Linked DNA regions of Homo sapiens: region 2 is linked to region 1. A link is a loop called in an ENCODE intact Hi-C map of the cell type or tissue named here. Cell type or tissue: PC-3. All regions are shown on one strand. Each heading gives the region's core, and the rest is flanking DNA. Links, peaks and the distances in the headings are about the cores only.

Region 1 (5,723 bases), core at 400-5,399:
GCCAAAAATCATGAGGTAGTATACTGACTGGCAGCAAATGCCTATGAGATTGGAAAGTGAGATAGGCAGAGAACCTAAAATGGTATGCCCCATGTAATGCCAATTTAAAAATGTATGTACATGAATACACATGTAATACTGAAAGATGTACATTAAAATCTTTATCTCTGTGTAGTGAGATTACAGCCAATTTTTATTTCCTTCTTTATATTTTATTTTCCAAATTTGCTACACTAAAAGAGAACCATATTATAATAAGGAACTGCAAATGTTAAAGAGGGAGGGAGGGAGGAAGGAAGGAAAGAAGGAAAGAAGGGAGGGAGGAAGGAAGGAAGGAAAGAAGGAAGAAAGGAAGGAAGGAAGGGTTATATTTGAGAGCTGAATGGGATAATGTATGGGAAGTCAGAATGGTTCCATAAATAGACGGAAATTACAATTCCTGCAGGAGCCTTTTAAACTTAACCTGTCTTAAAAATTTCCTACAAATCCAGCCTGACAGGCTGTGACAGGGAGCTGAGGTATTTAGCGGGTAGCAGGAGGGGCACTGGACATGCGAGGAGCCAGAGCTGGGGCAATCGGTAGGGAGGGACTACCCACCGGTCCAGCCACTCCTTTCACAAGAAGGGGATGTGTACACAAGGAAGAAGGTCTTGTGAGTCTGACTTCTTGGAGGCTGTTGGGCGAAAGCTGTGCCGGTGACTGGCTTCCCTGACCCTGCCCTCCTCCAGTCTGGGCCTCACTGACTCTGAGCATTCAGCGTTCTAGCTATGAAAATGAGTTGATAATTTGCATAGGTTGGAACACAGTTGTGCTAAAGACGTACTCTTTGGTTACCTTGGTAGTTACTTTTTTTTTTTTCTGGTCCCATTTCCCTGCCATAGGAAATAATACACAGCTCTAAAAAACAATACACAAAATAATGTAAGAAATCTATGGGGTAATAGGGTATGTTTGATCTAGTGGGGAGGGAAGTAGCTTCACTAGGTGATTATGGGAAGGTTTAGGATCATGTTATTCATGAAGAGGAAACAAGCAGCGAGAATTCCAGGAAATCATCATAATAAAACAAAGAGTTCCAGGAAATCATCATAATAAAATAATGGCTACTATCATTTATTACTATACTAAGCATTTTACAAATATTGTTATTAATGCTCACGACAACTCATTTCCATTGTTTTTTTTCATTAAAGTCAGCATTTACACATGAGAGAAACTGGGGCCTCAGACACTAAGTGATTGTAAGTGTCAGAGCCTCAATTTGAACAAAGACTTTTATTCGGTACTAAGAGTTCTGGAGGCAGATGATGATGACGGTTGCGCAATAATGTGAAGACTTAATATTACTGAACTATATATTCAAAAATGAATGAGATTATAAATTTTATGCTGCACGTATTTCACTACAATTAAAAAAGAAAGTCTATACCTTGTATACTACATTGCTACATATTCCAAAGATATTTTGATGTTACTATTATGATAGACCCCACATTAAGGAATTGCCTGCTTTCCCTTAAATGGAAAGAAAACAGGGTCCTAATACCCTCCCTAAAGTGGCTCAAGGAACCTCAGCATAGGTTTCCTTTCTGTCTCCTTTTTTCCCCTCTCCATCTTTTTAAAAATTATTCTCCTTCTGTCCCTTCTCACATCCTTCTTTCACCTTTCCTCACCCTGAACAGATGGATAGACTGCCTTCCTTCCCAACACACACACACACACACACACACACACACACACACACACACACACACACACAGAGTCCACAGCCACAAGTGTCTCTGACCAGCCAGTGTTGCTGAGGCTGCACCTCAGTCTTCGTGGTGTTCACAAACTAAGGGGATTCTGATCAAGTCCTCTTGATCCTAACACTGTAAATGGAAGAAGAAACAGGTTTGTTTTAACCTGGGAGGTGTAATTTCTTTCTTTCTTTCTTTTTTTTTTTTTTGTCTTTTTCTTTTCTTTGAGATGGAGTCTTACTCTGATATCCGGGCTAGAGTGCAGTGGTGCAATCTTGGCTCAATGCAGCCTCTGGCTCCTGGGTTCAAGTGATTCTCTTGCCTCAGCCTCCTGAGTAGCTGGGATTCCAGGTGCCTGCCACCACACTCAGATAATTGTTGTATTTTTAGTAGAGACGGGATTTTGCCAAGTTGGCCAAGCTGGTCTCGAACTCATGACCTTAGGCGATCCACCCATCTCGGCCTCCGAAAGTGCTGGGATTATAGGTGTGAGCTACTGGGCCCTGCTGGGAGGCCTAATTTCAGAGACGTGGAAGTTCCAATGAAGATGAAACTGGGAGGAGGTGGATGCAGAAAATGACAAGCTCCAGTGTTTAAATCCAACAACAGCACACACATACACATACACAGAGGAAATGAGCAAGTGAACTGGTACCATTCCACAGAAATGAGAAAAGCTGAGAAATAGAGGACAACGTGCTTGCCTAAGATTCTGGCTGCATTTACTGAAACTCTCCCAGCCCTGCCTTTCAGCAGTTCTTCTGTGGATGGGAGTGTGACAGTGCTGCCTTCTGACCACAAGGTGGGGCTTATACTGGGATACACTGACTATCAGAAGGATTTCTTGTTTGAGCCTTTTCCTTTTAGAAATCTTTCTATATTGCCAACTAGATATGATTAAGGGCTTACTATACGTTACCTTACCAAGCTCCAAGATTCCAAAAACATCCAAGTTGGAATTTGTGCAGAGCTTAAGACCTGTACTTGGACACTTACTTACCACAGAAAAGAGAAAAATATGTCATTTTTCCTGAATTTCTTTTTCCCTCACTGTGGTATATTTATTAAGGTAGGTGGTGGCTTGTTGTGTTGTAAGTTTCTACTACAGAGCCCTTGTGAAGGTCAAGGTGGGCCTGAGTCATCGCCTTTCTTTTCTTATTCTTCTTTTTAAATAATATCAATATTTTAAAGAGAAAGAAGAGAAATGTCACAACAAAATTATAAAACTTTTACAAATACATTAACTGCCTATATTTAATAAATTAACATGTTTAGATTGCACAAATATATTGCAATGTATTTGTGGTATTAAAAGTATAAGCACTTCGTAGTATACTCAGATTCTATGTTCAGGACAGGATAAGATTTTAAAGTTAAGTATTATGTGTCTTCTGTTTTCAATCTTATCAAAATATCTCTGGCTGGCAGCTTGACCTTATTTGTTAATAACACTGAAGATCAGCTTTAAGGGTTTTTGTGAATGCAAAGCCCTGGACAAATATACTCCTCCCACCCCGCCCATTTGATGAACTGTTTACAAACCACAGATGTCATTGAATAGATTTAATGGAGGTGAGGTCACTGGGCATGTTTCACCCTTTTAAGCACAAAATTCAGACCCGTCAGAAACTTTTCCTGATGCTCTTGCAACCTTATTTACTAAGCTTAAAAGAGTTTTGTTAAACTAGTTTTCAAGACTTGGGCCACTGGGACATGAACACTAAGTGGGCTGCCAGAGCTCTACCCAGGCTGGACTTCATTCTGCAGAGGGAAGAGAGCTCAAGCTTTGGGGCCAGAGACCTGGGTGCTGATTTAAATTCAGGTTTGGGTCCAGCTGCTTGCTTGCTATGTGTGTACAATTTTAACTCCCTGAGCCTGTTTTCTTAAACATAAAAATGGAGATAATAGCGCCAAGCACATAAATTTGTGATGAGAATTAAATGAATTAACTTTTATAAAGAACCCAGTACAGGAGCTGGAAGACAATAAATATTACCCTGCCCCCCACCCCTCTATCTGCCTCCGTGCCTCCTCATTATTTCCACCACCAGCCATAGCCACTGGGTCACACAACTATGGGCCTAATTGCCTAATTGAGGATATCCACTGAGGATGTGGTCAGAAGAGCTCTATCAAGCAAGAGTTGCCCCACATTCAAATAATTCTGCAACTTTAGTTTAGTTGCTCCATCCTTCCAATTGCTCACACCTGAAGTCTTCATCGTCTGTGACTTTTGTCTTTTTCTCATGTCTTATACCTAATCCTTCAGGGTTTTGTGCTGTCTCTACCTTAAATTATCCAGAATTTGACCACTAGTCACCACGCTTGTCTAATGTAAGCAATTATCATCTCTCTCCTGGATTTCCATCATGCCCTCTAACTGGTTATCCTGCTTTGCTTCCCTTCCTCCTGCCATACTCCTTTTTACCCTAGCTGTCAGAGTGTCAGATCATGTCACTGATTTTCCAAAGACACTGCAATGGTTCTCCCCACAGAGTGAAAGCTGGAATCCTTGCGATGACCCGCAAGGCCTATCTAGTGTGGCCACTTGCTGTCTGTCCTCCTTTCCCATTCACCAGCTCTCCCTGCTCCAGCCACACTGGCCTCCTTACTGTTCCTCATACACGCCAGTCATGCTCCCAACTAACTGTTAACTCTCACTGTCCCTTTGCCTGGAATGCTCGCCCACATAGTCAGAGCCAATTCCTACTTTCTTCCATTTGTAGCTCGGCATCAATCTCTCAAGGAGGCTTCCTCTGACTCTCCAATGCTGCAGTCTGCTCACTCCTCACACACCTGACTCCCCTAATTCCCCCATCTGTTTTATGTTTATTTTTTCATAACATTTATTCACCGAAGGCACTTCCTAAGGGTAGGCATTTCTATTTGTGATATTCATTAACCTTTCCCAAGCACCTAGAAAAGTGTTTGGGATATAGAAAGTGTTCTGTAAATATCTGTTAAATGGATGAGTGATGGGAAAGTTAAGCCTCTCTACATATATTTTCAAGCAATATTCACTAAGTTTGATGCTTTTGCTTCAGAGCAAATCAGTTGGGTTTATTTCCTTCTTTCTTACTTTTTTTTCTTAGTATTTTTCCAACTCCAACCACATTACTTGTTTCACAACGACAGGTTAAACGGTTGCAACTTGTCTGAGAGTCATGAGGAAATCAGGCAAGAGGAAACAGTGTCGGCAAGAGAAGAGCGCAGGAAGCACTTCCTTCTTTTCTTGGGGGCAGGGAATAGGCGTCTGATGGTAATGCACACCATCACCATGGCCTCCAATTACAGCTCCTTACTTCATTGAACCCATGCCCTTCTCCTCTTGGTTGAAGAGAACTTTGCAAATGGCAATGTTTAGTTAGCCACATTGAAGGACGAGTACATATTCTCTTACAGTTTTGCTAAATCTGAGAGTTGGGTAAGTGTCCTCTGCTGGTACAAGTGGGCAAGTTTCCCAGAGGAAGTTCTCCATTTCACATACCTTAGCTTACAGGGTAATAAAACAGTCAGAAGAGCTGTATAGGCAAACCCCATCATTTTACAAATGAAAAACCTGAGGCCTCGATAGGAGGGACTCGTCCTTCTACTGGGTTATGATGTCCCTCTCCCCTCACTGAATCAAGATTCTCTTCTCCAGTCTTCTAAGTCTAATCTGGCAGGAGAGGAGGGGAGAAAGAAGATAAATGTGCTCAAAGGAAAGTCTGTAAGTCTTACAGACACATGAGAGAAACCCCCTGAGACAGCACAGAATTCTGGACTCTCTGCTTAGGTTCTAATCCTAACTCTGTTTCCTACTTGCTGGATGACCTTCTGCAAGTTATTAAATACTTAACCTAAGTTTGTTTTCTTATCTTTTAAATGGCGATATTTAATACTAAAATATAGGGTTGTTGTGAATATTACAAAAATAAAACATGAAGTACTCAGTAATAAGATTCTGTAAGTACAATTATTCTTGAGTGAGAACTTTGTATACCC
Region 2 (5,361 bases), core at 362-5,361, 370 kb after region 1:
TTAAGATAACTACAAGAATTTAATTTTTTTTAAATGAAAACAAGTTTATTAAGAAAGTAAAGCAATAAAGAGTGGCTATTCCATAGGCAAAGCAGCAGCCTGAGCTGCTGGTTGGCCATTTTTATGGTTATTTCTTGATTATATGCTAAACAAGGGGTGGACTATTCATGAGTTTTCTAGGAAAGGGGTGGGCAATTTCCTAGAACTGAGGGTTCCTCTCTTTTTTAGACCATACAGGGTAACTTCCTGATGTTGCCATGACACTTGTAAACTGTCATGGGGCTGGTAAGAGTGTCTTTTAGCATGCTAATATATTATAATTAGTGTATAATGACGAGTGAGAACGACAGAGGTCACTCTCGTCTCCATCTTGGCTTTGGTGGGTTTTAGCTGGCTTCTTTACTGTAACCTGTTTTATCAGCAAGGTCTTTATGACCTGTATCTTGTGCCAATCTCCTATCTCATCCTGTGACTTCGAATGCCTAACCTACTGGGAATGCAGCCCAGCCCAGTAAACCTCAGCCCCATTTTGCCTAGCCCCTATTCAAGATGGAGTTGCTCTGGTTAAAACGTCTCTGCCATATTTCCCCCCTCCATATTTTTAAGGAGGTAAATTTGAGTAGCAAGGTAGTAAGGAACTTCTTGTAAAAATGGCAATATGTATCAGTGATTCTCCCATCAGGGGCAAGACCATAGTTTGGTAAGGCACATTCTTTACTAGGTGAGAGCCAAGGGGAGTGACAGCAATCACCACATGAAATTAGGCATAATTCATAGTTTATCTGTATAGCAGATTGAAAACCCAGAAAAAAATTGAGAAATAAATATTGATGTAAATCATCAGATTTTTCAGCAAATATAGTCCTTGTTTCCCCCAAAATAAAACAAACATTTTATATTTTTAAATATTTTATTTTCCTGTTCTTTGTGAAAACATCAATAAATATCGAAACCTCTCTGCTCTAACACAGAGGGAAACACTGCATAATTAACATTAAACAAGGCAGTATGCCTTACAAGAAAGACATAAAATGTCCAAGGGATATTTAGAACATTTTAGTTCTTAAAGCTTCAACATGAGAAATGTTGACCACACACTGTGAAATCATTTCAATAAATAACAACTGACATTCATCTTTACAGTTACAAAATAGACACACATACATTTCCCTGCCGTCACATTGATCTCACTGGCCATTTTCTTGGATTCCTCAGCCTCTATCACAGTGGCTGACATGTGATATGTCATCACGAAGAAATATTAACAAATGACTAGAGAATATCTGCAAACCTTCTATCTTCAAATTAAATATGAATCAGGATTGAACTAACTTGGGTTTGACCTAAAATAAACAATAAATATAATGGGAGAGTGTGCAAGTAGATTCAATCATAACCTTATTTTACACATAAAATATTAACATAGAATCTTCTAAAACAAACAAATAAATAAATAAATAAATAAATAGAAGACTTCTCCTAAGTGATGCTCAAACACATTAGGCGCAATCCAGGTGGCCTCTGCAGCTGTGTCTCTCTTTCCTCTTCTGTTCCTGTAAGGGCAGGGCCTCCTTCAGGAACAGCCACCAATAAGCTTCCTCCTTCCTTCTGGTCAGTTGGATTTGCCACTGTAATGAGAAAATGGGTGCCCTGAGTAGGTGCTCAGGAAAGCTGACTGCACAACAGTCTTCTCCTGTCCTGTTTCCCCAGGCTCTAGAGTTTTCTGAATGCAGTTTCCCCAGCCTGGCACCCAAGTGGGTACTGCCTGTGACAGCTGTGCTGTGTGGCAAGGACCTCTAGGCTTGGGATGCTCTTTTAGGAATGGGGGTGACGTGGGGTGGAGGAGTGGCAGTCTACACTGTTTTACTGGCTAAAACAGCCAGAGCCTATTGCTCTTTGTCATACTGGGCCTCACTTGAGCCTCAAAGCAACCTCATGATGTAGCTACCATTATTTTCCCTGTTTTGCTGAGTCTCAGATAAACTAAATAATATTGTCTCTGAGTGACATGGCTAATAGGTGGTGGCAACCAGTTATATACCCAGTGCAATATTATTGTGAAATCTCTGCACTTCAACCCTAAACTTTTACAAAAAACCAGGGGGTCTGCTTTTCAGGTCTGAAAGTCAGTAGGAACTAGGGGAAATGAAGCTTGTGTTTTTTAACAGGTGGAAAACACTTCAGCACAACTGGCAAACTCCAATGAGACCTTACATGAAAGCAGTTTTACCTACATTCACTGGCAGGAGGGAAGAACCTGGGTGGTGACCCTGGGCACTGGGAATATCCTCTGGCACCAGAACAGATTAATAACCTTAATGGCAACTTTGTGAAAATAATAATTTTTTCAGTCCTGCAGCTAACCCTGGGTTTTCCTGATTTACTTTTTAGGGGGCAGACGCCAGTATTTCTGACCAACAGCTCCAGTCGCCTGTGTACATGGAAATTATAACTTACTTTTTCAGCATCTTTTCGATGATTTTCTTAACCATGGGCGATGCGGGGTTGAGACAAGCTTTCTGCCCATTCTTGAGTGTGGCTCTGCAGAGAGAAGGGAATCTCGTGAGACAGGAGGTCGGGCTGAGGACAGGGTTTGGGGCAGCGGGAGAGTCGGGGACCCCAGCAGTGGCAGCGGCAGCGATGGGCGAGACTTACATGACTTCGGTTTGGGCGCAGTGGGGTCCGGGGGACTTCACCTTCACACTTTGGATGTTCTTGAGGTGAATTCCCTGCAGGGTCTGCAAGCACTGGCAGCGCAGTTCAGTGGCCAGGGGCGCTCCTAGGGAAGAAGAGACTCGCTGATTGAGCGGGGCTGTCGGCGCGGGGCGCCCACCCCAGCCGCGTCCGGCCCGGGGACCCCAGGGCGCCGGGACCCACCTGCTGCGCGCCGGCTGGCGGCCACCAGGAGCAGGAGCAGCAGCGCCACCCGCAGGAGCCGGGGATTGCTGGGGGCGGCGGAGAGCGTGGCGCGGGCCATGGGGCTCAGCAGGCGGTTCGAGCGGCTGTGCGAGGAGGAGAGCTGGCAAGGAGCTGCCTGTGGCCCGGGCTCTGTGGCTCTCCGAGAACGGCGAACCCCTTTTATGCATGGTTGGGGCTGGAAAGCCCGGAGTCCCGGGCCAGGGAAATTCCCGGAGCTCCAGATCGATCCCGAGTTCGGAAGGAAGGCGATGGCCCCGCCTCTGGGGTGGAGGGGGGTCGGGGCACTCACGAGTGACGTCCGGGTCTGACTGTCTTGCGTAACTCCCGCCAACTGTGGGATGTTCTCTTTCTGCCCCGAATCCCTGGAGCGGGAGCGAGAGCCCGCCGCTCTCAGAGATACCGAGATAACCGCCTGCGAGGAGGCGCTTCGTGAACCCAGTGCAGTGCGTCGTGGGTCAGATCCCTTAGACCCACGTAGGGACCGCGCTACATCCTTACCGGGGGGAGTTACTTCTCTGGAAGACATTTCAGTTGTTGGGATTGAAAGTTAGGGCAAGAACTGCAGCATGTCTTATCTATCCTCTCTCTTTAGTTTGGGTTCTGCAAATTTCATTAATGTTTGAAATAAACGCACGCTTTAACAGTACATGTGTCATCTCAGATGACGCATAAGAGCTTTTGTCTCCTTCCTGGTGTTTTATGATCTTAAAAGCAAATATCACGTGTGTGTGTGTGTGTGTGTGTGTGTGTGTGTGTGTGTGTGTGTGTTTCAACGTAGTGGAGCCAGGTGTTGGGTGCGGGAACAGACCATTGCCAAGGGTCAATTCAGTGTTTATTTTAGTTAACAGTGTTGCAATCCCCCATCCTTTCTCTCTTTGAAATCTTGGAACATCTCGAACTCTAGTAATTCCAGTAGCATCAATTTTTTGTTGTATGGAAGTCTGTGTTTTGATCCATGGAAGTCACTGGGAGCTGCGAGGGGCCTGTTGGGCTCAGGAGGTCTGCCTTTTCTAGTGCTGTCCCTGGGCAGAAAAGGCCATAGACACCACCAGAAAAGGAGCAGGGAATGAGACTCCGCTTGTTTACTACTCTAAGCACAAGCAGACATGTCTGATATATACATACTAGATTGCTAACATAATTGCATTTCCATGCCATATGTATTTACCAGCATCCTGGGATTGGTTCCCTCTAGAGAAACAGCTATCGAGGAAATTTTAGTTCTAGAGGAATGTCAATAAAGCATTTCCAAGCCTGTTTAGCTGATGCCTTCTCACTGGATTACTGACTTTTCATCATCAATTTCAATGACCCCCTCTCTTTAAAAATTAAGCTGTAGGCCTACAATACTCTGTCTTAATTCTTCCTGGTGGATGCAGACTTCAGGGATATGGAGATATTCTGCCACTGCTATGAGAAGGGCTGGGAGTGGCACGAGGATGAAGAAGTGGGACTACCTTAGGAATAGAGTGTTCCCTGGATGCTGCAGCTGTAGAGATCACTTGATAAGGATGTCAGGGCTGAAGTTTCAGCCATACCACTAACTTGCTTCATGACCCTTGGTAATTTATGCTTTATTTGCTCATGTTTCTCCCCTGTAGAAGAGCTTATAATAGTGCCTGCCTCACGGGGTTGTTAGAAGTATTGATTGTTAATATGTGTAAACCATCAGTGCATGTAAAGTGTTATGTAAATATTTGTTAAATAACAAAATAGAAGTGGTGTTTCACAACCTTACTGATATAGGCTGGATGTTTGTGTCTCTTTCAAATTCAGATGATGAAGCCCTGACTCCCTTATGTGCTAATATTAGAAGACAGGACCATGGGAAGTAATTAGGTTTAGGTGAGGTTATGAAGGTATGGCCCCCATGATGGGATAAGTGCCATTACAGCAAGAGATCAGTGAGCTTTCGATCTCTGGCTCTCTCTCCCTTTCTGCATTGTGAGGACACAGCAAGAAGGCCACCATCTGCAAACTGAGAAGAGGGCCCTCACCAAGCATGAAATCTGCCAGGATCTTAATCTTGGACTCCCCAGCCTCCAGAACTGTGAAATAATTGTTGTTTAAGCCCCCTAGCCTATGGCATTCTGTTATAGCAGCTCAAACTGACTAAGACACTTAACTAAACAGAAGCACTCTGATAAAGCCTTATGAACACACACACGCACAAAGAAAGAAATATTTTCAAAGAAACATCTTCTAATTTACCTTTAAAATTTTTCAGCATCAGAAATTTTAAAGGAGGGTGCATTTCTATCCTTATGGGATCTTACAATAATTTTTTGATCCATTGTTTGTTTGAAATTTTAGTTTCAATCACTTTCCACATAAAATGAGAATAAGAGTAAAATTCTACCCTATCCATTTATTAGAAAAGATTTATGAAATGACTCTGCCTTGGGCATTAACAGCTAGCTGCCCAAACTTCTTTATTTTGTG

What was found. Hi-C counts contacts between places; a loop is a spot of excess contacts. Peaks named below come from ENCODE experiments on the same cell type or tissue, not always from the same donor. Only the 100,000 strongest peaks of a DNase experiment are listed, where the experiment ranks them.
Region 2: a loop joins it to region 1, with 2.6 times the contacts of the local background. A loop is called at or near these places in 9 of 110 quality-filtered maps.

The regions. Positions count from the first base shown.
Region 1 is chr4:73,727,221-73,732,943 of GRCh38, forward strand. No RefSeq gene overlaps it. Among named protein-coding and RNA genes, the nearest start is that of INKILN, 9.0 kb to the left of the region's middle. In PC-3, for the core only: a CTCF peak has its summit at 2,528 (motif pointing right); DNase peaks (open chromatin) are centred at 641, 2,511 and 3,271; H3K27ac peaks cover 4,988 bases.
Region 2 is chr4:74,096,144-74,101,504 of GRCh38, forward strand. CXCL2 (C-X-C motif chemokine ligand 2) reads right to left here and starts at 3,052. Exons shown (of 4, transcript NM_002089.4): 1 at 2,878-3,052; 2 at 2,656-2,779; 3 at 2,458-2,541; 4 at 897-1,628. The coding sequence starts at 2,977. The coding sequence ends at 1,613. In PC-3, for the core only: a CTCF peak has its summit at 2,940 (motif pointing left); DNase peaks (open chromatin) are centred at 3,218 and 3,578; H3K4me3 peaks cover 3,173 bases; H3K27ac peaks cover 3,080 bases.